Regions from separate parts of the Homo sapiens genome. Here region 1 is linked to region 2. Evidence: read pairs that join two places in POLR2A ChIA-PET (ENCODE). Cell type or tissue: Panc1. All regions are shown on one strand. Links, peaks and the distances in the headings refer to the core of each region. The heading gives the core; the rest is flanking DNA.

Region 1 (11,560 bases), core at 1,743-9,742, 290 kb before region 2:
CATATAACCCTATGCTAGGTCCTTTACATATCTGAATTCACCCAGCCTTCATAACAGCCCGTGAAGTAAGTACTATTATTACAATGTGCATTTTATAGATAGGAAAACTGATGCACAGAGTTTAAAAACTGGGCCAGGTTTATGCAGCACTTAAGAAACAGAGCTGGAGTTTGAACGCAATACTGGAACTCTGGAACTTCAGCTTGGAATCTCTGTGCTCGGCAGGCTCTCCTGCTGTCTACTCCTTCCATATAAGCCTCCACATCAGCACAAGCTGAAGCTATTGTATTATATTTGGAAGGTAATGTGACGCATTCCACAGCGGCTTCCTCATCCCTCCCTCTGCAGACTGCTGGTTCTCTAAGTCCCGACTGTGCCACTCATGTGCAATACATGTGGTATAAAATGACTTGTCTGCTCACTCCTAGAACCTATTGAGGTTTACAGGGCCTCTGGGCCTCGTGTCCATCAGCCAAATAACTCACGTAAACATCACTATGTATTCACAGGGTCATGGTTTTGGGAGTGTTCTAAATGTTTAAAGTATTCCAATCAGAAAGCTGGATGCTCTGTCACTCTACCCAGGAGTGCAGTCAGAATAATCTCTAATTCAAGAGGACACTGGTCCATGGCTATCTTTCTTTTCTTACTGTATCTTGTAACTTCTGTGGTGCTTTATCGAGATTTACCAGGTAAGGAAAATTAATTCTAAAGTTATGTATTTTTCTCTGTTAGTTATTTTAAGTCAGGAATTTAACTCTTAATGCTGAAAAAAACCCTTACCATGCAATTTAAGTCTTTTGTCTTAAGGTAGTTGGGGCTCCCTTGAATTCAAAAGTAGATTTTGAAATCCACAACATGAGTCCTTACTTATTTCTCATTGTTTTATTTATTTCTTTTCTTTTTTGCTGTATCTTTCCTTTCTTGAGGCAGTGAAACTAAAATACTATGTCTCCCTGAAATGAGGAGAAGGGTTATGTGGGGAAAAATTCAAAATTAAAACCACATTGGTTAAGGATTCAAAATATTCCTTCATGACTTCAAAGCTCTAATTTTAAAGAATTTGAGAATTATCTATACTGGTATCAGCAGGCATCTTATGTAAAAGTCACTTAGTGGTCTCTTTCCTTCCAAAGAGTTTGGGAGTCTTGTGACAAATTCTAAGAAACCTTAAGAATCATAACATTGCCTCTGATTTTTAGAAGAGAGGAGGAAAACTGAAAATATTTTAAAGGAGCCAGAAGTCTGTGGTTCTGGTCCCAGTTCTGCCAATGGCTAGTTGTGTTGCCAAAAAGTAGTCACTCAAATCTTAATCTGTGAATTACTCAACTAACATTTCTGGAGCATCATCTATGAGTAAGACATGTTATTTGTTTAATCGTCACAACCTTAGTGCAGTCAGATAGTTTAAATAATTTGTCCAATATCTGATAGCAAGTAACTGGCAAAAGTGCAACTGAAGGAGAGTAGGTATTATTCCAATATAATATTTCCTGATATCTAAAAATCCCATCTAGGTCAAAATACTCTGTAATTCTGAGTGGGAGTTGGCAGAAAAGTCTGAAAGATTTTGTTGGGAGGCTTTAAAGGTTTTATATGTTTTACTGTGATCTGTTGCAAAATATTATCCCTGGATGTTAAAACCAGATGCTTGCTTGCCAATACACTCTACCAAAGGTCTTCCCTGTTCTTTGCATCTCTTATTTTGTATCCAGTACCTGCGTTTTATCATGTCTTTTAAATATTCTTACACACACAAGGCTTACTAACCTTTCCAAAATTTGTTAATAATATCCATTTTCCTAGTGATGGTTGTCATGGACCCAAAAGTGCAATTTATGTCTATCTATCTCCTCCAGGATTACATTCCCATTAGGCAGTGTGTAATGCTTTCTCACCATGCATGCTGTCAGGCTGACATCACCAGTGAAATATCTGAATTAATACACAAGCTAACATCATTTTAGCATTAGAAAAATGCCATTTTTAAAGGGACAGTATACAATGATAAACAATGCTTGGGCCTGTGTTGAAAATCAGATAATAGAGTTTTCTAGTTCCCTTGGAGAAAACATTAATTAAGCAAACACTTTCCCATTTACGTTTGCAATGAAATACTCGGTTGATTTGCAAATGTGAGTGATTTTTTTTCGCAGAACTTCTTAATGATGACTTCTTGTCTAATTGATAGCTGGAACAGTATTACACATAATTCAATTTTCATAAACCCAGAGCTTAGAGCTTTGGTTGTTTGCAAATGGAAAGAGATTTTTTTTCTTTTAATTGATGGAGGTGAAAAGTTTAGTTGTGAGTTCTACAAAAACAAAACAAAACACCAACAACTCTTTTAAGATCCATGTAGCCTCTAGCTTGTAATTTAATTTTTCAGATCCATTTTTGTTATTTTTTAGCCAAAATTTTCTCATTTCTCTATCCTCACTGGAGTAGTCTGGAAAATAATATGAAAGAGATCCACAGGTCTGGAGAAATACTGGACAACCTAAGCAAAAGCCCCTTATACCTCTTACACATAAACTTTAGAGAAATAATAACCATAGTATAATATCTTATAGTTTGTAAAAAAATTGTGTCCACGTTAAAAAGAGATTATGATAGTATAATAGCCCTCAATTTCATAAAAGCAGAATTTCCAGTCTCTGTTTAGCTTTCTTCCTCTGGTGCAGTGGTTCTCAAACTTGGCTGTACATTGGAATCACCTAGGGAGTTTTAAAACTATGAGTCTTATAACCAGAGATTCTGATGTCATAGGGCACTGCCTGGGCACCTGGATCATTGAAAGTGCTCCAAGGTGGCACTAAGGTGTAGTCAAGGCTAAGAACCATTTTGTAAATGTTTTGAAAATTCTCAAGACATGCTTACTCATCATGCTGGGCTGCTGATCCTACCACCTCTTCCAGTTGGTTGCCTCACTCTCCTTTCTCTTCAGGAAACGAACTAGATAGGGTTTATTCTCAAGGCCATGACACTCTGTTATCAGTCTGTTGCACCTGATTTTCTGTTGAAGATATGGCTTATGCCATTGTTGGTCCTTGTGTCTTCAGTGTTGCTGTGCCCTGAACTTTCTGTTGACAGGCTGATGGGATGCCTGTTGCGGCTTATACTTCACCCATGCTCCTGGTTATTGCTGGCTTTGAATATTCACCTCAATCAATAGGGTAATACGTTCTTCTTTCTTGGAATGTCTCCTTCAAAACCTGTCGTGTATTAATTTCTTTATTAAACTGTATGTCATTGCAACATCTATCCAGTCAGGGAGAAGGCTGGTATTAATTTCTTTATTAAACTGTATGTCATTCCAACATCTATCCAGTCAGGGAGAAGGCTGGTACTAGATCTCTTGGCAAGGCAGTAGAAAAGATTAGCTAATTCCTTTTGCTTTTCTTGTTTCTCATATCCAGCTCAAGGCCAGAGGAGCCATTTCCTAGAGTTTATTCACAGGATGAAAAGGATATCTCAGCTCACTTAATTAAGGCTTAGATAGAATTAGAGGGGAGGATTTAGTAAACCTAGTCTTGCTCCTTTTCTAGCCCTGGAGGATAGTTACAATAGGGAACAGAGAGAATGAGGGGAAAATAAATCTGCTCACTTTCTTTGGGTCTTTGAAGCTCCTTAGTGGGAAGATGTGTTAAACAAGTGAGGATAACATTTATTGCAAAGCAAAAGGACTTCAATCTATTGCTGGGTTCTGAAAGAAAAAAAAAAAAAAAACTTCTTTACTAACCTGGCACATAACAATTTGGCAAACTTGGTCGGACCAAGAAAAAAATAAATAGATGAAAGAATAATGAATAAATAAATAAATAAACAGGATGTAAGTCATGTAGCTTTACCTAAGCTGCTCACTGTTGTTAGGAGATGTGGACTCTGATTTGAGACTAAAGAACTGCTTTATGGCTTCTAAGGGAAGGTCTCACAGCAGAGGGTGGAGATGGGCAGCCAGCAAGAACTAAGAAGAAACCCCATCAGCAAAAGAGAAATGCCGAGTACTTCCTAGATTGCTTGCACAAAAAGAATACTCTATGAATTCATTCACCACAGACTTGTGCATCAGAGGCCAACACTGATTGCAGGAATGGACCGACGAAGAACAAACTTCTTAGACTAAAGGATCAGCGGGAGACAGCCACAGGAGAGAAAGTCCTTATACTCCTTCAGGAATTCATTTAGATATCTATAATCAGAAGCATGTCAGCAATGACGAGGCCTGAGTAATTTTATACAAGAAAAACTGGAGGGATTGTTGGAATTGTGTGATTCTGGCTAAGCTTTCACAGGATTAGGTACTGAGTTTATTTTTCAGATAACAGCTGTGTATAGACTCTGGAGGCAGATCAGTATAATGGTAGTTAAAAAACATAACAAAAACATTATGCTTTCTCTATACAGTCATATTGGAGCAAGGCACAGCAACACTAAGAAGATGTATAGAAACAGCCTTATGAATCCACCTCTCAGAGAATCTGAGGTTTTACTCTTCTTTTGTTGTTTCTCTCTCATGATAATGAGATACAAATCCTGCATCTTGTCCCCTGGATACGTTAGTATCTGCCTTCACCTCCTAGATCTTACTGTTGATCTTCTCTCTCCTGTATCTTCATCCTATCCTTTTCTACTGGCTCCTTTACAATAGCTTTTAAACATATACAAGTAACTTTTACCATAAAAATATTATGCAAAGTACACAAGAAAATGAAACAACACTCCTCAACTCAATATATTCTCAGCTATTTCCTTATTTCTCTTTACAATTAATAATATTAGTCCAGACTCGTTTTTACACCATTTTTTCTAGCATTGCTCTGAAAATGTTTTTGCCAATATTTCTAATAACAGATTTATTCCTAAATAAAGATCCTCTGCAGTCTTGTTTTACTTATCCTTGAACATGCTGTTTTTGCACTTCATAATATCTTATTTCTGGTTTCTTCTTATCTCTCCAGCCACTCCATTTTGTTCTCTGTTAGTAGTTCCTCTTCTTGAGCCACCCCTTATAATTTCAATACTCCAGCATCTCTAACTGCGTGACTCCATCCATTTCCATTGCTTAAACTGTCTCATGTATTTTGGTGACTCAAATTAATATGAGCCTCATTCTCATTCCTAAGTGCCACAGATATTAATTCAATTACACATTAAATATTTTTACCAATCAAGCTGAATATGCCTAAAAAAGAAACCATCATCTGGGTTTTCACGTCTACTTTGGACAGTCCTGGTGCTACCATCTATCTTCTTGATAGTCTTTATCTGGAGTTATACTTTATTTCTCTTTCTCACTGCCTTCCCCATTTTCACTTCTTCCATTTGATAAGAAGCTATCTCATTCAGGCCACTAACCTTTTGTAACCTTAATCACCACAAATAACAAATTCATATTGCTATGTCTGCTCTTAATCTCTTTCAGAAAACATCTACTCTTATGAAATACTGATTGCTTTAAAATGCATATATAAATATACTACAGCACTAAATAGTATTCACATTATAAAACATTAAGTAAATGTTCTTTAACATAACATACCAATCGTGTCACCATTAATTCTCAGCCATGATGAAATATCTCCACTTTTTGATCCTATTACACATATTTTATCTCAGCCTAAAAGCTCTTCCTCCTCCCTGGCTAATTCCTCCTTAGTCCCTAGGACGCATTTCAGGTGGCTCTTCCTCCAAAAGCCTTTCAAGTGATTAATGTCAATCAGATATCCTGAATGACAAATGTCAGTTCTACGTGTTTTCATATCATCCTGTTTCTCTTTCTATACCATTTAATACGAGATGAATCTTGGTGTGTTTGGCAGTCTGCATTTCCCCCACTCAACCACAGCTTTGGAAGGCAAAACACTGTCTTATTCACATTTGTATCCCTATTTCCCAACAAATTTCTTAGAAGAAACTAAAACAAGAGGATATTTAACAAATGAAAGCATTAAAAAGTACATATATTTCAGGTCTCTGTCATCAATTTCATATACCTCTGATACAGTAGTATGAAACTTGGAGTGCATGAGAACATTCACCCGTCTTAAATCACGTACCAATTTTATTCTAACAAGAGTAATACTTCTTCACTTTCAACATATACCCTTACTGAACGTTGTTATCTCCACATTTTTTTAAGAATGTCGACCAGGTGCAGTGGCTCACGCTTGGAATCCCAGCACTTTGGGAGGCCGAGGATGGTGGATCAGGAGGTCAGGAGATCGAGACCATCCTGGCTAACATGGTGAAACCCCGACTCTACTAAAAATACAAAAAAATTAGCTGGGTGTGGTGGCGGGCACCTGTAGTCCCAGCTACTCGGGAGGCTGAGGCAGGAGAATGGCGTGAACCCGGGAGGCGGAGCTTGCAGTGAGCCAAGATCGTGCCACTGCACTCCAGCCTGGGCAACAGAGCCAGACTCTGTCTCAAATAATAGTAATAATAATAATGGCAAAGGCAAAGTGGAGGCTTGGCCTATGTAGGAGAAATTCTGGGTCAGGTATTTCTTATAAACAAGATGAGATGCCCTCATCTCCCTAAATGGCTGTTCAGCTCTAGTTCTAATTTTTGTGCCGATTTGAAAGTTTCCTTAAAAGAGATGGAGAAAAGAAACCTATATTCTGTTGGACTGGATCGGCCCTTCTTTGTTTGTAGTGGAGACACTGTCTCTAGTTCAACTGAAAATACTTTACAGTCTTTTTTTTTTTTTTTTTTTTTTTTGAGAGAAAGTTTTGCTCTTGTTGTCCAGGCTGGAGAGCAGTGGTGCAATCTTGGCTCACCACAACCTCCGCCTCCCGGGTTCAAGCGATTCTCCTGCCTCAGCCTCCCCAGTAGCTGGGATTACAGGCATGTGCCACCACTCCCGGCTAATTTTGTATTTTTAGTAGAGACAGGTTTTCTCCATGCTGGTCAGACTGCTCTCAAACTCCCGACCTCAGGTGATCAGCCCACCTCGGCTTCCCAAAGTGCTGGGATTATAGTCATAAGCCTCATGAGCCACCATGCCCGGCCCAGTCCTCTTTTTTTTCTTTCTTCTCTCTCTCTCTCCTCTCCTCCCTTTTCCTCCCCTCCTTTTCTGTTTCTTCCTCTTCCCTCCTCTCTTTTGCTCTTTCTCCTCTTTCTCACTCTCCTTTTTTTGTCTCTCCCCCTCGCCTACCATTGTTTTATTTTGCTTTCTTTGTTTCTAGCCTATGGTAACTCATCTGCCATCTGGGCACTATCTGTAAATATGTAGGACAAAAATATTCTACTGCAGAATTCTACTAGCTGTTACTTCACCTGTTGTATAAATGAACAGTTTATGAAAAAGTAAGATAGTTCAACAGGGCAGAAGAGCATTAAAAAAGTCAAGAATATCTGGAAGTCATCTCCAAACTCAATTGTTTTACCATAGAGAGAGCATGTTTCAAGGTACATAAGACAGTAATATGTCCAGCTAATTCTGTAAAAACCATACATTAGGCCAGGTGTGGTGGCTCATGGCTGTAAGACCAGCACTTTGAGAGGCTAAGGCAGGAAGATAGCTTGAGACCAAGTCTTCAGTTCAAGACCAGGCTAGGCACCATGGCAAAACCCCCTCTCTACAAAAAATACAAAAAATACCCAGGCGTGGTGGCATGCGCCTGTGGTCCTAGCTACTTGGGAGACTGAGGTGGGAGGATTGCTTGAGTCTGGGGAGATCGAGGCTGCGTTGAGCTATGATCGCACCCCTGCAATCTAGCCTAGGCAACAGAGTGAGACCCTGTCTTGAAAAAATAAAAACAAAACAAAATGAAAAAAACATAAAAACATCAATGGAGTTTTACATAATTTTACATTAGAGTTCTCTTTAGACCATAGCATGCAAAAGGATGTGATCTGTATAACAGTAAAGGTAACATAAAAGTTAAACTGTTCTACATACTATGCAAATATTCACTCACATAAAAGTAAACATCTTAATAAGTTAATTTTCAACTATCCATCAAGAGCCTACTTTATAGTTGGAATTCTATAATGAATGCTCAGTTTATTTTTTATTTTTATTTTTTGTGACAGAGTCTTGCTCTGTTGCCGAGGCTGGAGTGCAGTGGCGCAATCTTGGCTCACTGCAACTTCTGCCTCCCAGGTTCAAGCGATTCTCCTGCATCAGCCTCCCGAGTAGCTGGGACTACAGGTGCGCAGCACCATGCTGGCTGATTTTTGTATTTTTAGTAGGGACGGGGTTTCACCATGTTGGCCAGGCTACTTTCAAACTCCTGGCCTCGAGTGATTCACCAGCATCTGCCTCCCAAAGTGCTGGGATTCAGGCTTGAGCCACCGCGCCCAGCTGGTCAGTTTAATTAGTGAGTTAATCCTATAAATTCTTACTGAGTCGTTATTATATTGAACACTATGCTAGTTGATAATGGTATACAGGTGGAAAAAAAAGACCAAAAAACTAATTTCACTTAGTTGAGAAGTGATAGAAGCCAGTTGAAATATAGTTTTGACTAAAAAGTAATGTATAGAATATTAAGGCAGATCAATGTAAATCTGCTTGGAAAAGAGTCTGCAGTGTTTCTGAATACATAAGTATAATAGATGCATTCTCCAATAGACATCAGCTTCCAGAAGGAAATGGTCCAGTTTTACTAATAAGTATGTATTTTTGACGGCCATGTAGCCACATGGATAAAGATCGTGGTAAAATCAAGTATCTGAAATTGTGTCACCTTTTGCTTAACATATTTCAGCCTCCCCACCCCCCCAACAAAGTGGTGCCACTCACCAATCTTTGTCATTCTATTTAAGGACACTGCTTTTTTTTTTTTGCTTTTTTTTTTGAGACAGAGTCTCACTGTGTCGCCCAGGCTGGAGTCCAATGGCGTGATCTCGGCCCGCTGCAACCTCCACCTCCCAGGTTCAAGAGATTCTCTTGCCTCAGCCTCCCAAGTAACTGGGATTACAGGGTCATGCCACCATGTTCAGCTAAGTTTTGTATTTTTAGTAGAGACGGGGTTTCACCATGATGGCCAGACTGCTCTTAAACTCCTGAAGTCTGGTGATTCGCCCACCTCTGCCTCCCATAGTTCTGGGATTACAGGTGTGAGCCAGCATGCCTGGCCGGACACTGCTTTTTTAATCACTCATGCACGGAGCTATTTTAAAGAAAAGTTATATAACCTTTTGAGCATAATTAGAAGTGGGTCTTCTTTGTGCTTCTATTTATCAGTTTATGCATAATGCTATTAAACACTGCTATTTCTATTTGAATATGAGTAACTATACAGCAAATTATTACTTTTATCTTCTTTTTCAAAAGAAATGTTGCTAAAGGAAGTATTAAGGTTTTTTTTAATTTTAGGAATCTGCATAAAATGGACAGGGTACATTAGGTGAATATTCTATGTGTGTTTCTAATGTTTTGATCTTGGAAACTTAAGTGGACACATCTAAAAATGATGATAGTATCAATTCCTCATACCAATTTGGTAAAAAACAAAACATATGCTGTCTGTGCACATCAGAATTAGAAGTAAATCACTCACTCTCTCTCTCTGTGTGTATGTGCGTGTGTTTATAGAGAGAAAGAGTGCAAAATTAAATATAGTTCCTTGTTAATTAAAGTCATGAAAATATATTGCTCTAATTTTAAAGTTATTTAAGGTATTTTTTAATTCATACATTAGCCACGTTATTAATGAGCAATTACACATGCTATATTATAGACTATGTTTTTAACAACCACAAATAAGTTTATAGTAAGGTTACAATAGTCACATACTATGACACAAACATAGCCATTTAGCTGCACCTGAAGAGCAATTTTTCTAGAATTGTAGATTTCATGATTCTTTTTTCCATGAAAAGAATTTACTATCGCATTGATTTAATGATTCTTTTTCCATAAGGATTATTTACTGAAAGCTCAATCTATAAAGTAATCTCACAGTAACTAAACGAGGACATATGTGATGCTGGAGGACCAATTCTTGTTTCTCTTAAACCTGGCTGTACCACTAACTGATTGCATAGATTTAAGCAAGTTAAATAACCTCTCCTGTCTCATTTTCCTTCTCTGTATTACGGAAATGATACTAGTGCATAATTTATATTTTTGTTATGAAGAATACCAGCAATAATATATGTAAATGGTTCAGTGACTGACAAAGAGTTGACCCTCAACTAATGTTAACCTACGATAACCAAATGCATAGATGTTTATATTAATTTTTTAATGGAGATAAAGCCTAATGTAAAAACTTATGATAATTGGGTGAAGTACATAAATTGAGTACAATTTATGTACTCTGACTTTATAATTTAATCTGTGTGATTGTTCACTTCAGTCCTGTTTCTCCATTCACAATAAATTAAACTTAACAACAATAAAAAATTCCTTTTCAGTAGCAAAAGAAATGAAACAACATAATATAGCAGAAAAATATGGAATTTACAGATACATTGGACTTAAATTTTGAATTTAAAGTAACCAATCTTTTAATTGTTTAAAATAAACTTTTAGTTTTAGAACAGTTTTACACTTACAGAATAATTGTGAAGACAACATAGAGAGTTCCCATGAAGCCCACACCAAGTTTACTCTATTACTAAAATCTTACATTGATACGGTACATTTGTCACAATTAATGGACCAACGCTGATACATTATTATTAAAGTTTATATTTTATTCTGACTTCTTTAGTTTTTGCCTAATGTGCTTTTTCTGTTTTGGGATCACATTTAGGATAGCGTATTATGTTTGGTCGTCACATCTCCGTAGGCTCCTCTTGGCTATGACGGTTTCTCAGACTTCCTTTGTTTTTGATGACCTTGACAGTTTTGAAGTGTTCTGGGCAGATATTTTGTAGACTGTCCCTCAATTGGGGTTTGTCTCATGTTGTTTAATGATTAGACAGGGGTTATATGTTTTCAGGAGGAAGATAGCAGAGAGAAAATGCCATTTGCATCACTTGAGAAGTCATTTAAAATTTATGAGACCTCAACATACTTTTACAAAATAGAGTGAAAATAAATTTTATATTGTTTCCCAGAGATGTTTAAAGTTTAACAAAGAAATACATATCAAAAGTTATGAGACAAGGCAGGATCACTTGAGCCCAGGAGTTCGAGACCAGCTTGGGCAACATAGCGAGACCCTGTCTCTACAAAAATGTTCCAAAACTGTCTGGAACAAATGACAATTTGGGATCCCCTTTTATAAAGGAGAGTAGGATTGTGAGGAAGACAAGATAGAGGAGTCACGGAAGGTGATGGAGGGAACTTACTCCACTCCAAAAAGAAATAAACCCATCTCCTTTTGAAACAGTATTAATGGCTACCAAAGAACAGAGAGACTGGTTTTTATGGCTTTATTTACAAATATGGCAGGAGAGCCTTTAGAGTAGAATTGGTCCACTTTTGCATGAACCCATGAGAAAAAATCAGCTAATTATTTACCTAATAATTGTATTTGAAACATCTAACTCTGTGTCATACATGTTATTTATACTCTACTTCCAAGATATGAATCTAAGAACTCTGTTACTCTGTATGTAGACAAACGCCACAATCTGATTTTGTCTCAGAGCTGCT
Region 2 (11,560 bases), core at 1,153-9,152:
GCTTTGTTCTGTTTTGATGGTAGCATCAATTTGCTGGAAGATGAAAGTTTCTCTTGTTGCAAAGACTTCCAGACACAAATGAATCAAATCCACATTTTCACATCTGAGAAGCAAAGACACAGCACCTCCTACTGTTTGCATTACTGTAAAAGTTCAGATGGTTCTTTTGTGAATAGGGTGTTTTGTCTAGATTGCTGTTTTTTCCTACTCCTAAAATGTGAAATGAGATATAACAAACATGTTGTCTCTCTCTTAAAGGTATTTTCCCTTGGATATTAACTTGCATATCTGAAGAAATGGCATTCCGGACAATTTGCGTGTTGGTTGGAGTATTTATTTGTTCTATCTGTGTGAAAGGATCTTCCCAGCCCCAAGCAAGAGTTTATTTAACATTTGATGGTAAGAGAGTTGATAAACACTCTGGGAAAAATGTTATTTTAAGTTTTGTTATCTTCCTTATCCAGATTCAGAAATTAAGAGTATAAATATTACTGGATATTAATTTTAAAAATATTTACTGGGCTGCGTTTTGGAGGACAATAGCTATTTTAAATGATTGGTTAATAGACAAAGATCCTCTGTTGGATTTGAGGTATTTATGAAAATGCTTATAATATATGCTGCTTTTTGTAAAATAATTCTTCTGTGCTTGCCTGTGTACTCACAGAGGAGATGGGCACGAGCTCAAAGCCTAGCATCTTTGATCTTACTGTTCACCTGGTAATGTTAAGAAATTGCCCCTTTGTGCTAATCCTCAGCAGCAGAGAGAGCTATGCAGGTTCAATTACTAAAAAATTCTCCCAATTAATTTTTTGGGCATTAGTCTCAAAACTGGTTACTCCGTGTGTTGTTCTAATGGTGTTTCTTCTTTTTCCACAAGGATTTCCTGAGATTGGCATAGTCCCCTAATTAATTGAAAAGGACCTAAAAGAATAATTGGAAATATGCTTTTGATGGTTGTTGTATACAAATGTTCTCAGAAGCTTAGGGAAATGGGTGTGATTTCAGATTTTCACATACATAAAAGGTGCAAGGTCTTCTGAGGGAATGGTTTGCATGAGCTTTAATGTATATAGTTCAAAGGACTTACAGATGAATGAATTTGGTTAGTCAAGTAACCCATACTAATTGGACAGATGGAGCAAGACATGGATGAGGAACACCATCCTGCCAATCAAGGTCATTTATAATTTTATTACTTCTTTCAACTCTGCATAAACTTTAGTGTCATTGCAAGTACTTTTTCTTTCATTTGATAAACAATATATTCTCAGACCTTTCTATAGCAGAGTGTCTCTGAAACTTTGTCTCAAATTCCTTTTTTTTTTTTTTTTTTTGAGACAGTGTCTCACGCTGTCACCAGGTTGGAGTGCAGTGACACGATCTCGGCTCACTGCAGTCTCCACCTCCCAGGTTCAAGCCATTCTCCTTCCTCAGCCTACCCAGTAGCTGGGATTACAGGTGCGTGCCACCACACCGAGCTAATTTTTGTATTTTTAGTAGAGACGGAGTTTCACCATGTTGGCCAGGATGGTCTCGATCTCCTGACCTTGTGATCTGCCCGCCTCCGCCTCCCGAGGTGAGCCACCACGCCTGGCCTCAAATTTCAAATAGCAGAATGACTGACACTTGCCAGTCAAATGGCTGTCCTTTTTTTCTTTTTAAGTCACCAGTGCTTTCCCCAAGGTTGTCATAAGCACCGAAGGAGCCATATTTGGAACTTAGAATGTGTGAGCTTCTAATTGCTTCCTTAGCCTCCATGCAAGGCATTTCCCCTTAAAACCCATAGCTATGCAGTTAAGTTGTGAAGAATGGAAAAACAGACCCTTTGAGGTATCCTTTTTAGCCCCTTAATTACTAAAGCATCTTACAGACTACCCACACTTTTCCTCCCAAGTTAGAACTATGAAATACGTTTTCAAATAAAAGAGAAAGGGCATTAAGAAGTAGTGCAATTTCCCCTCTATTTTCTATATTTCTCCTAGTATATATAGAGATGGAGTGACCTAATAGATTAGATGTCTCTACCTGCTTTCTTTTCCATTACATGAAAATTAATCCAAACTAATGTAAATATCAACAAAAAGTGTGTTACTAGAGATAATGAACCAATTCTGTATTTGAAAAAGCAATTGCAATTCATATTTTACAGAAGGAAATTACATAGTATAATCTTTTAGAACCAGACTTCAGAACTGTGTAAGACAGTGACAGCTATGCTATACAGTGACTAGAAGTAATGATGGGATTTAAAATAATATATGCCTAATATTTTAAATGCACTCAAACTTAAAACAGATTCTTGCAGAATAAGACTTGCCTTGATTTGTAACTTATGTAGAATATGACATGAGTTGTTGATCTCAAAGTTCTATAATTCCTGATATTTTGTTCTTCTCAGGTGTATTACTGGTACTCTTAGGAAGTGAGAGAAAAACAGAGCAAATAATCAGAGAGATAGAAAATCACTTGTTTTGAATACTGTTTAAAAGAGATGTATCAACAGTGAGAATACATCTAATAAAATTGCACGATTGGTAACTCAATAATTTTAAACATTCCTACAATGAACTACATAGACAAGTTATAGGGAAAGTATCAGGCGAAAACAGTTGTCAAAATGTACAAATTTTAAACCTTGGTTCAATACAGTTTTCTTAGGAGATTTCACAGTGTACCTGCTTGAAATGCCTGTTCAAATTTATTATTATTTAAAGTTTCTCATTAGTCAAATGATGACTCATTGACTATTGTACCAAGTAGGTTTTTAAGTTTCCTCCAAAGTAGTTTATTCTCAACATCAAAATATAGAGCTTTGTATGGGGTTAATGTATTTAAGAGTATATATTTAAATACATGTGGCATATACTTCTAGTTCGTATTTCTAAAGTTCTATTACTGTTTTCCAATAAAAAATCAGCAACTGAAAGGTGTTTTGCAGAAATTCAGATAGTTTCAAGTTGTATTAGACAGAGGTCATTTGCATTACTTGTTTTATATCTCTAAGTACCTTTAGATTCTCTCGTAATTACTTTACCTACTGGCTCTTTTGTCTTGAATTCTTCTCCATCACTGTAACTTGGTCCTCTGCCTGTCTCTCTCTGGGTGGAACTTGAGAAGAAACCACTCAGTCTTGTGTTACTTCCGGTGCAATAAGCATCATAGGCAATTTCAAGGTGTGTAGAGCAATGAGTCTCTTCTCCCATTCATGTTCCATCCCTTTTTCTTGTGGTGAAATAATGGAGTAATAACATTTGTAAAACAGTGATTTACAGGTTTGCCTTCCCTGTTGATCTAGGGCAAGGTCAACCAGATGGTCATCAGTCCTGTGGGAGAATGTACTTCAGATGTTATTAATTAGTTACATTTGTGCTACTTAAATCTTCTATGTTGAGACCTGTGACTTCTAATATTTTCTTTTGTAATTGGTCTAACTCTTATTTTATGCCAAATAGCTTTGCAAGTGAATATAAGGTTCACACAAATGCTTTTAGTATAAGTTTTTCCTTAGTTAATATTGGCCAATCTTGCAGCCCATGGCTGAATTTACATTTGCATATGCATGACAGTGGTTTAAAAACAGAAAACTGAGTGTGAGTTTTGAATTGGAAATAGGTATTTTATGACTAAGCACTAGACTTGCATAGGATTACCTGTTTTTTCTTTTCCTTTTTTTTGAGACAGAGTCTCGCTCTGCCTCCCAGGCTGGAGTGCAATGGTGAGATCTTGGCTCACTGCAACCTCCACCTCCTGGGTTCAAGCAATTGTCCTGCCTCAGCCTCCCGAGTAGCTGGGATTACAGGTGTGCGACACCATGCCCAGCTAATTTTTGTACTTTTAGTAGAGACAGGGTTTCACCACGTTGGCCCGGCTGGTCTCGAACTCCTGACTTCAGGTGATCCGCCTGTCTCAGCCTCCCAAATTGTTGACATTACAGGCGTGAGCCACTGCGCCTGGCCCTGTTTTATTTATTTACTTTGTGATTCATTTTCCCTTTTGTGTGTGCTGAATTTTTAGTAATAAAGCTGCCAAAGTCTCCAGGTCTTTGATAGTATGTAAATGAAAGACTATGGAATTTTATAAAACATCTTTTAAAATCACCCTCAACAAATAAAAGAATCCCTGTGAACTAATGAACTAAGCCCCAAAGCTGATGAATTGTTATTGGACAATAAACTGAAAATAATAAATTGCCTCTTTATGAGCTCTGGTAGCATTAGCATTACAAGGCACGTTTGTTGAAATAGTTTTTGTTGTGGTTGCCCAAGAAATGAAAATAAAAGCAGTTGTTCTTGATTTCTCCGTTAATCTTGGAAGATGCTTACTCTGGGTGTATTGAATCTTCTCAGGTTTGTGTTACTGAGAAGTATTTAGTTCTCAGGTGTGTGTTATGGCATTTTCTTTTAAGTCTCCTTATGATGGTTTCAATTAAATGTCACTGAAATATCTTGAAGCACACATGAGTGTTTTAGTAAACCCAAACTCAAGGGGTGCTCTGTGAATAAAAAGTTCCTTCTACTCTCCCCCTTGTGAGAGTTTAATTGAACTCAGCAAAGGATTGATGAATTCACTTGTGAGTTGGACATTACCTGAAACATGAGTCTAGAATAGAGTAACACTAAATTTGTAAAGCAGCAAGGTAAAAACTGTTATAAAATACAATTGCAATGGAAGATGAGAAGAATTGCTAAGAAATGTAGCCTCGTATGTCTATTTTCCCCTGTAATATGTATTGATATAGGGCTCTGGTAATCAAAATAAAATAATATTTCTAGTAGACTTGAATTGGAGGGAGGAAATTTTATTTCAGGTATTGCAAAGAACATCTCTTGAAAATTTTAGGATAAAAGGTGTTACATTGATATGCTGTGGATTTCTCCTAGAGAAAAAATTTTAGAAAAATGTGTAAGCCTATATTTTCCTGTTTAAAAAAGTAATTACTGTTCCAGGTGAGTTTCATCAGATTATAATAAGCTTGATTCTGTTGCCAATAAATGATATTCTGTGTTAAGCCATTCAGAGTTACAAGGTTCCTACAATTGGGAGCAAAGAAGGAATGCTTTAGTGTTCTGAAGTTAGAAGAGTGAGCTTGAGTGTTTTGTTAATCGGTCATACGAACACAGCGGTTCCATTAAAAAAAAATGTGGTCGAGCACGGGGGCTCACGCCTGTAATCCTAGCACTTTGGGAGGCCAAGGCGGGTGGATCACGAGGTCAGGAGATCAAGATCATGCTGGCTATCGTGGTGATACCCCGTCTCTACTAAAAATACAAAAAATTAGCCAGGCATGGTGGTGGCCACCTGTAGTCCTAGCTACTCGGGAGGCTGAGGCAGGAGAATGGCATAAACTCGGGAGGCAGAGCTTGCAGTGAGTCGAGGTCGTGCCATTGTACTCCAGCCTGAGCCATTGTACTCCAGCCTGAGCAAGAGAGTGAGACTCTCTTTCAAAAAAAAAAAAAAAGGTCCTATTCTATGAATTAATAGACATGCCTAAACATGTTTACTAAATTGAACTCTTTATCAAATGAAGATGGTGCAAGTGATCCTAGATAGCTTATTTTAAATTTGTTCACATGTTGATCATATATGTTGATATGTTGTTCACATATATTGATAAAACGATGTTACTTAGCCTTTATTTGCAATTTTGATTCAGAAGATATATCTAGAACCAAAGTTATACATTTTCGCATTCTTCCTAGGTGTATACTACTTTTTGTCTTCTTTGTTTCTAAAATAGTTTTGGCAATTAAACACTAACATTAATACTGACTTTGTGGCAGCCATTTCTGTAGCTGCCATGAGAATTAGTTTTAAGATCCACAAAGATCACAATGAAAGGAAAAAGGAAAAGAATTTTTCTCAGTAAGATATTCTGTAAACATATCATGTTAACTATGTCATGCTAGAATTTTACATTGCTCTTAGAACATCAAACCTGCCTGAAAATGAAATAAAATTCATTCCCTATATCATCCCAAATTCCCCCTTTAATTTATGATTCATCAAGGTGAAGATGAGGGGAATTACCTCTCTGGAACATGTTTATTTTGTTGCTGTAACTGAGATCTCCCTTTGTGCCTATGCGAGCAAGTCAGTGCTTAGATGGATAACAGTAGAAAAAAATTATTATACACTCTCCTCATTTCATTATGCAAATTTATCAGGATGTATCTCCATAAATTCACTATACCTTGCACTGTCTTTTAAAACAAAAGATTCAGATGTTCTTTTTCATGGATATCATTCATTGCATTAAAAAAATGGCACCGAGACACACTCAATTTTTTCTTTCATAAACATCTTTTATATAAGGAGGTTGTAAAAAATAACTTATTTTAAATAAAAAAACTATCACTTTGCTATAATAAAGAACTATCACTTTGGTTTTAGTTCCATTACTGTTAAAAAAAAAAAAAAAAAGAACGAGCATTGGGAAATAGAGCTGTGAGCTTTGGGCAGATTCCAGCACTTTTTTGCCTTCTGCATTTTCATTTATATATTACTGAAGACCTCTGTTGTTAAGGAAAACACATTTAAAGGCAAGGAACAGAAAGGTAAGATGTTCTGTAGCTCAGAGTATGAGTTAGCAAGAAGGGCACATGGAAGGTAGAACTAAGTGCTGAGCCATGTGCTATTTTAGGGTAGCACTAGCCATGAAACAATTTGCTGAGCTGTAAAAGATGGCAAGTATGTTCCACGTTTTAAATTGCAGGCTTTTCAGAAACAATCATTTCAACCCATCCTCCTTATCCAATGAGAATGAGCTGTCTTTAAGCTCTCAATAGGGATATGTTACTTCTGTAAAATGCTTTTTACTTTTCAAATAATTCCCTTATTATTTAATTTATTATAGAATGCCTATGAAGTAAATTGGCATGGAGGCTAAAGCTCTTGGTTAAGGTTCTACAGCTTAATGGTGGCATTGACAAGACTAGAAGACAAAATGGTATAAGAAGAGAAAAATTAATTATGAGCAGTGCTTGTATAGAATCAGAGATACCCTGCAAATGTATGTTACAAAATCTGCAGAAATGCAAGGCTATTAATATGAGTATTAACAACTTGCTTCATGATATTTCTTCTCCAAGTATGTACAACACTGTAGCTTTAACATACCTTACATTTTTAATTAACTGCTGATTTTCAGCAGTAATTTGAGGATCATTATATATCAGGCTTTAAATCTGTTCAACACCATATTTTAAGTGCCTCTCAATTCTCTTTGCGAAGATTGAGGCAATACATAAATAAGAATAATTTATATTTTCATTTATCTCTAATTCATGCAAATTAATGAACATACTAGTCTTGTCTTTCCTTCCCCAAGTTACTGCTCTTGTAATCAAGAGCTCGTTTGATGTGCTATGTACATCAGGATTCCATATTCCCCTTAGTCAATCCCTAGAATATTCCACTCTGCTCATTTATGTATTGCCTTAGAGTGAAAAATCCATTAAAGTAATCTTATGTTCTGGTTTGAACTGATGCCACTGAAAATGCTAAATATTCTTGCCTTACTCAACTTTAACGCTTGCTAGCATTTAAGATTCTTGATAATAAAAGTATAAAACATTCTACCTAATTAATTTCTAAATTACTACCTTAGTACAACTATTTTCTGATAAAAATGATCAGGTACCAGACTTTGAATTTTGAATACAAGATTGCTCTTATATTTAACCTTATTTGTAATATAATGGCTAATGTAAAGTCTCTAGTCTATATGGAATAGATAAACTCAGGGAGTTACAGCAATGTAATTTTACAGAAGATTTCTGTTCCTCAGAGAAGGGAGACAGAATGTTGATCCAGCAGAAAGAAAACCTTAACTCTATGTAGAATTAATAGCTCTGAAGAAGCAACTTCTAAATTATTTTAGGAAAAACTTATTTCCTTATAGATTTTGACTTTCTACAGATAGAATTAATTATGGAGAGAGGATATATATCTGAGTAAAAATAAATGCAGAACTCTCTCACACACACACATACACACACTCACATCGTCTATGAGTAAAATTACATTATATTTGAATACCGTTTTAGTCTTTCCTAAGTGTATACTCTCTTGTATATTCATATAACAAAAACTGTTCAGTCAGAAAAAAGCTGTTGTATTCCTGGTATCATTTTAAATGCATTATTTATATGTTTTCTTATTTTAAATTTATGAATAACCACAGATTTGTAATTATATAATTGGATCATTAGTTTGGTGAACACTTTATTACTTAAAACATTATTGTAACACTTATATAGTGACAGCTTTTAGTGCAAGCAAGCTGAGGACCAGGACAAGAAACTCTGGTGACTTGTGAATTTGAGCCCTGTCTCCCTCCCATTTTTCTGACAGCTGGTGATAGTGAGAACAAAATGAGTTGTTGAATAGCAACCCGCAAAAAGGAAGTAATCCATCCCTAGCACAGATAACGGGGATGTAAAGGGAGTCAATGGGGCACATAATATGTAAAGCATCAATAAGATAAGTACCTAAATTTGCTCTCTACGCCTGCTTTTCTTTTTTTCCAGCCAGCGAAGTCTTGCAACCCAAGTTGCTAGTGTTACTATAGTTAGCGTCAGTTGCCAAAGAGCGAGCAGAATCTCAATTATAGCATATGAAATGTAGTCTTTAATTATGTGCTTCAGTTTTCCAAAATCCTCATTTCACAAAAGTTAAATTAGAAAAGACCTTTTCTCTTTTGTAAATAGACATAACTTTGTACAAACTGTGTGAAGTACACCAAGCTGGCACTTCATTCATCGCTGAAATTTGATAGTGAACACAACGGGTCTGAAGATTTTAAGACAGCAGTAACAAAATTAGAAACTGAGAGTAAGGGGAGTTGAACGTCCTAGTATTCTTGCTTGACCTTCCTTGTAATTGAGTCAAGTAGAAATAATATATGTGATCACAGTTTATTTTAAATGATACAGACTATTACATGTGAAAAGACAATTCCAATGCAACTATAATTCTTAAGACAGGGATCTCTTGTTTAATGGAATTAGTGAGTAGTAGCAAAGTGGTTATAAAATTGGCTTGTATAAATATTATACAAATGATATTTTTCTATTGAATTTCGTTACATAATTAGAGTCCATGTGTAAACAAACTATTCAACAGCCTGAATTGAACAACTTTTAATAAAGAAACTTAACAGGATGATAAGGCATGCAGAAGTTTAGATATGGTATGGTGGATACGTTGGAGCCTTTTAAATAACATGTCTGCCCTTGTAGATAGATGTACGCTAGTTATCATAACTCAAGCAGAAGAAAAACCTTATGACTTAAATTACCCCTTGATTTGAAAAGAATTATCGAATAATTTAATTTGTGTCAGTTGCCAGTCAGAGCCCTAAGTATTCTCTAAACAGTCTAGTTCTGTATTCACAACTAAACATTATTACATACTAATGATGCAGTTAATAGGAAGAGATTGGAGTCTCATTGCCATTATATAGGAATCTGACATTAAATAGAACCACCCTTATAGATTGTTTATAAAAACAATCTTTCTGGCATCAAAAGCCTCCAACTTTGTTGGTCCATCCAGCCAGATTGTCGCTCCATAAATTCAGGCTCAAGGGCTTTTTCCTTTCTCCTGAACAGTAATGCTCAAAACATTCCAAGAGACCAGAACATTAAGCAGGAATAAAACAATGAGTGTATTATCATCACCAAAAGAGCATTTTGAATTTTATTAGAAGAAACCAATTAAGATGTTATTTTCAAGCAGAGGGCTTGGCATGGCTTCAGAAAGTTACTTTCCGGAGTCGGGCAGGGGTTTAGCTGGCACAGAGAGCGGATCTTTAGCTTAGAGTTTTGACAGCTTTAATGCACATGCAACTGGAATTTTTTTTCTTTAAGCTGATTCTTTTAAAAGCCATGCTTCCTGCCACTGTTTCACATAATTGCATCAATTCCATTTTCCATTAGTAGTCAAAACCTGCTGATGTGACTGGAGTTTTAAAACTTTTGTGTAAAAATCTAATTATGTACATTTTTTCAGAGGAAACTGATAATGAATATGAACTATGCAGCTGTATTTTCTATTTTGATATCTAAAGTACAGTAAGCAAAGGGTTCTATATGCTAGTATTATAACCTTTGGTTATTCATTTAATTATATTGACAACAGTGGTATAATCAATTTTCTATGATAGAAGAAAAAGCATTCAGTAAGCTTTACTTTGTGGAAGAAAAAGCAGCCCCTACCGCTTGGCTACAGAATAATGAAATATTCTGGTTTTAGGTGAAAGGAAATGCTTGCCTCTCCCCTTATATCTATAGTATTCCTTTTATAATGTTTTTATTTTCAACAGCTTGTCTGCATAGAATATTTTATAATGATCTACACTGGTATATTTCTTCTGACATCTACCTTCTACTCTTCTGATAATGTATTCAACACTTTTAATACGCATAATTATATGTAGACATTTCAGATACTACACTAGAGACTTATAAAATATACTATCTAGCAATTGATCTCTTGTATTTGTTTTCCTTTCTTCCCTCTCTTTTTTTTCTCTTCTTTTTTACTGACATGAGAAAAAGATGATCAAGCTTAGTCTGGAATTATTCATGAAATGGTGAAAGCTTCAGAGCCCAGGTGCTGATGGAATGTGTAGCAGGAATGTAGTTAAAGGTGGCCGAGAGTTAAGATGTGTCATTTATTTGTGCTATGGAGATGAAATTCAGTGCCATGAGCACTTAGATGAAATTACCTCTGCAATAACCATCTTCGGTTTCCAAATTTTACAATATTTGATAGTAAAGCATAGTTGCAACCTTTTCTAATATTGCTTCTGGGTAAAAAGAATATTAGATTTTTAATAACTAAAGATAAATTTGCTGAGGTCCCTTAATAGCATAGACATTTTTCAAGATACATACGTATCTGTATGAAGTTCCAACAATAGAAATTTTGTTCATCTTCCAGTGGAAGCAGGAAAATCTAGTTAGAATTGATTGTTGGTGAATTATGGATCGATAAGAGAAAAAAAGCTTTTAGGCCCTTTTGTAAAGCTTGTTATGTCCATCTGTCTCTCCTTCTTTTGCTCTCTACTCACCCAGCTTCCTTACAAAGAGGTTTTATTATTCAGTTAAAAAAAAAACAAAACAAAATTACATTCAATTCCATGACTCTTTTCCAGAGCCTACCTTGTACAATGCTGTGTGCTACATCTGTGGGTACAAAAAGAAGTGTGGCGTGAATTTGGTCCTCAGCAACCACCTACTCTAGTAAGTGGCATAAGCCAACCATGTAAATATTACACCAGGCAAACCCTGCTGCATACCATAAAAGAAGCATAGACACCTCACAGAAGGTGACATTTTAAAAGCAAAAATTATCTTAAACTAGTTTAGAGCATCAGCTTTAAACCCATTGTAGGCATTAATCATTTTGCTAGCAGGGATTAGCTTTATCATAGTTACAAACTGAATGGAGAGGGGAATTAAGCTGGAATGCCCGGGATGAGCTTATTGCACTTACACTTATTGCAGGAGTCTCCCGGCCTCTGGGGCAAAATGCTTTTGCTGATTTTGTTTTC

The links. Peaks named below come from ENCODE experiments on the same cell type or tissue, not always from the same donor. Only the 100,000 strongest peaks of a DNase experiment are listed, where the experiment ranks them.
Region 1: POLR2A ChIA-PET joins it to region 2 with 7 read pairs; 3 of 35 experiments call an interaction of 5 or more read pairs at or near these places.

Annotation. Positions count from the first base shown.
Region 1 is chr7:81,200,624-81,212,183 of GRCh38, reverse strand. No RefSeq gene overlaps it. Among named protein-coding and RNA genes, the nearest start is that of SEMA3C, 290 kb to the right of the region's middle. In Panc1, for the core only: no CTCF peak of the experiment used is centred there; no DNase peak of the experiment used is centred there; H3K27ac peaks cover 1,578 bases.
Region 2 is chr7:80,905,518-80,917,077 of GRCh38, reverse strand. It overlaps SEMA3C (semaphorin 3C), which reads left to right. Exons shown (of 18, transcript NM_006379.5): 2 at 259-399. The coding sequence starts at 297. Among named protein-coding and RNA genes, the nearest start is that of SEMA3C, 7.8 kb to the left of the region's middle. In Panc1, for the core only: no CTCF peak of the experiment used is centred there; a DNase peak (open chromatin) is centred at 4,017; H3K4me3 peaks cover 1,375 bases; H3K27ac peaks cover 7,312 bases.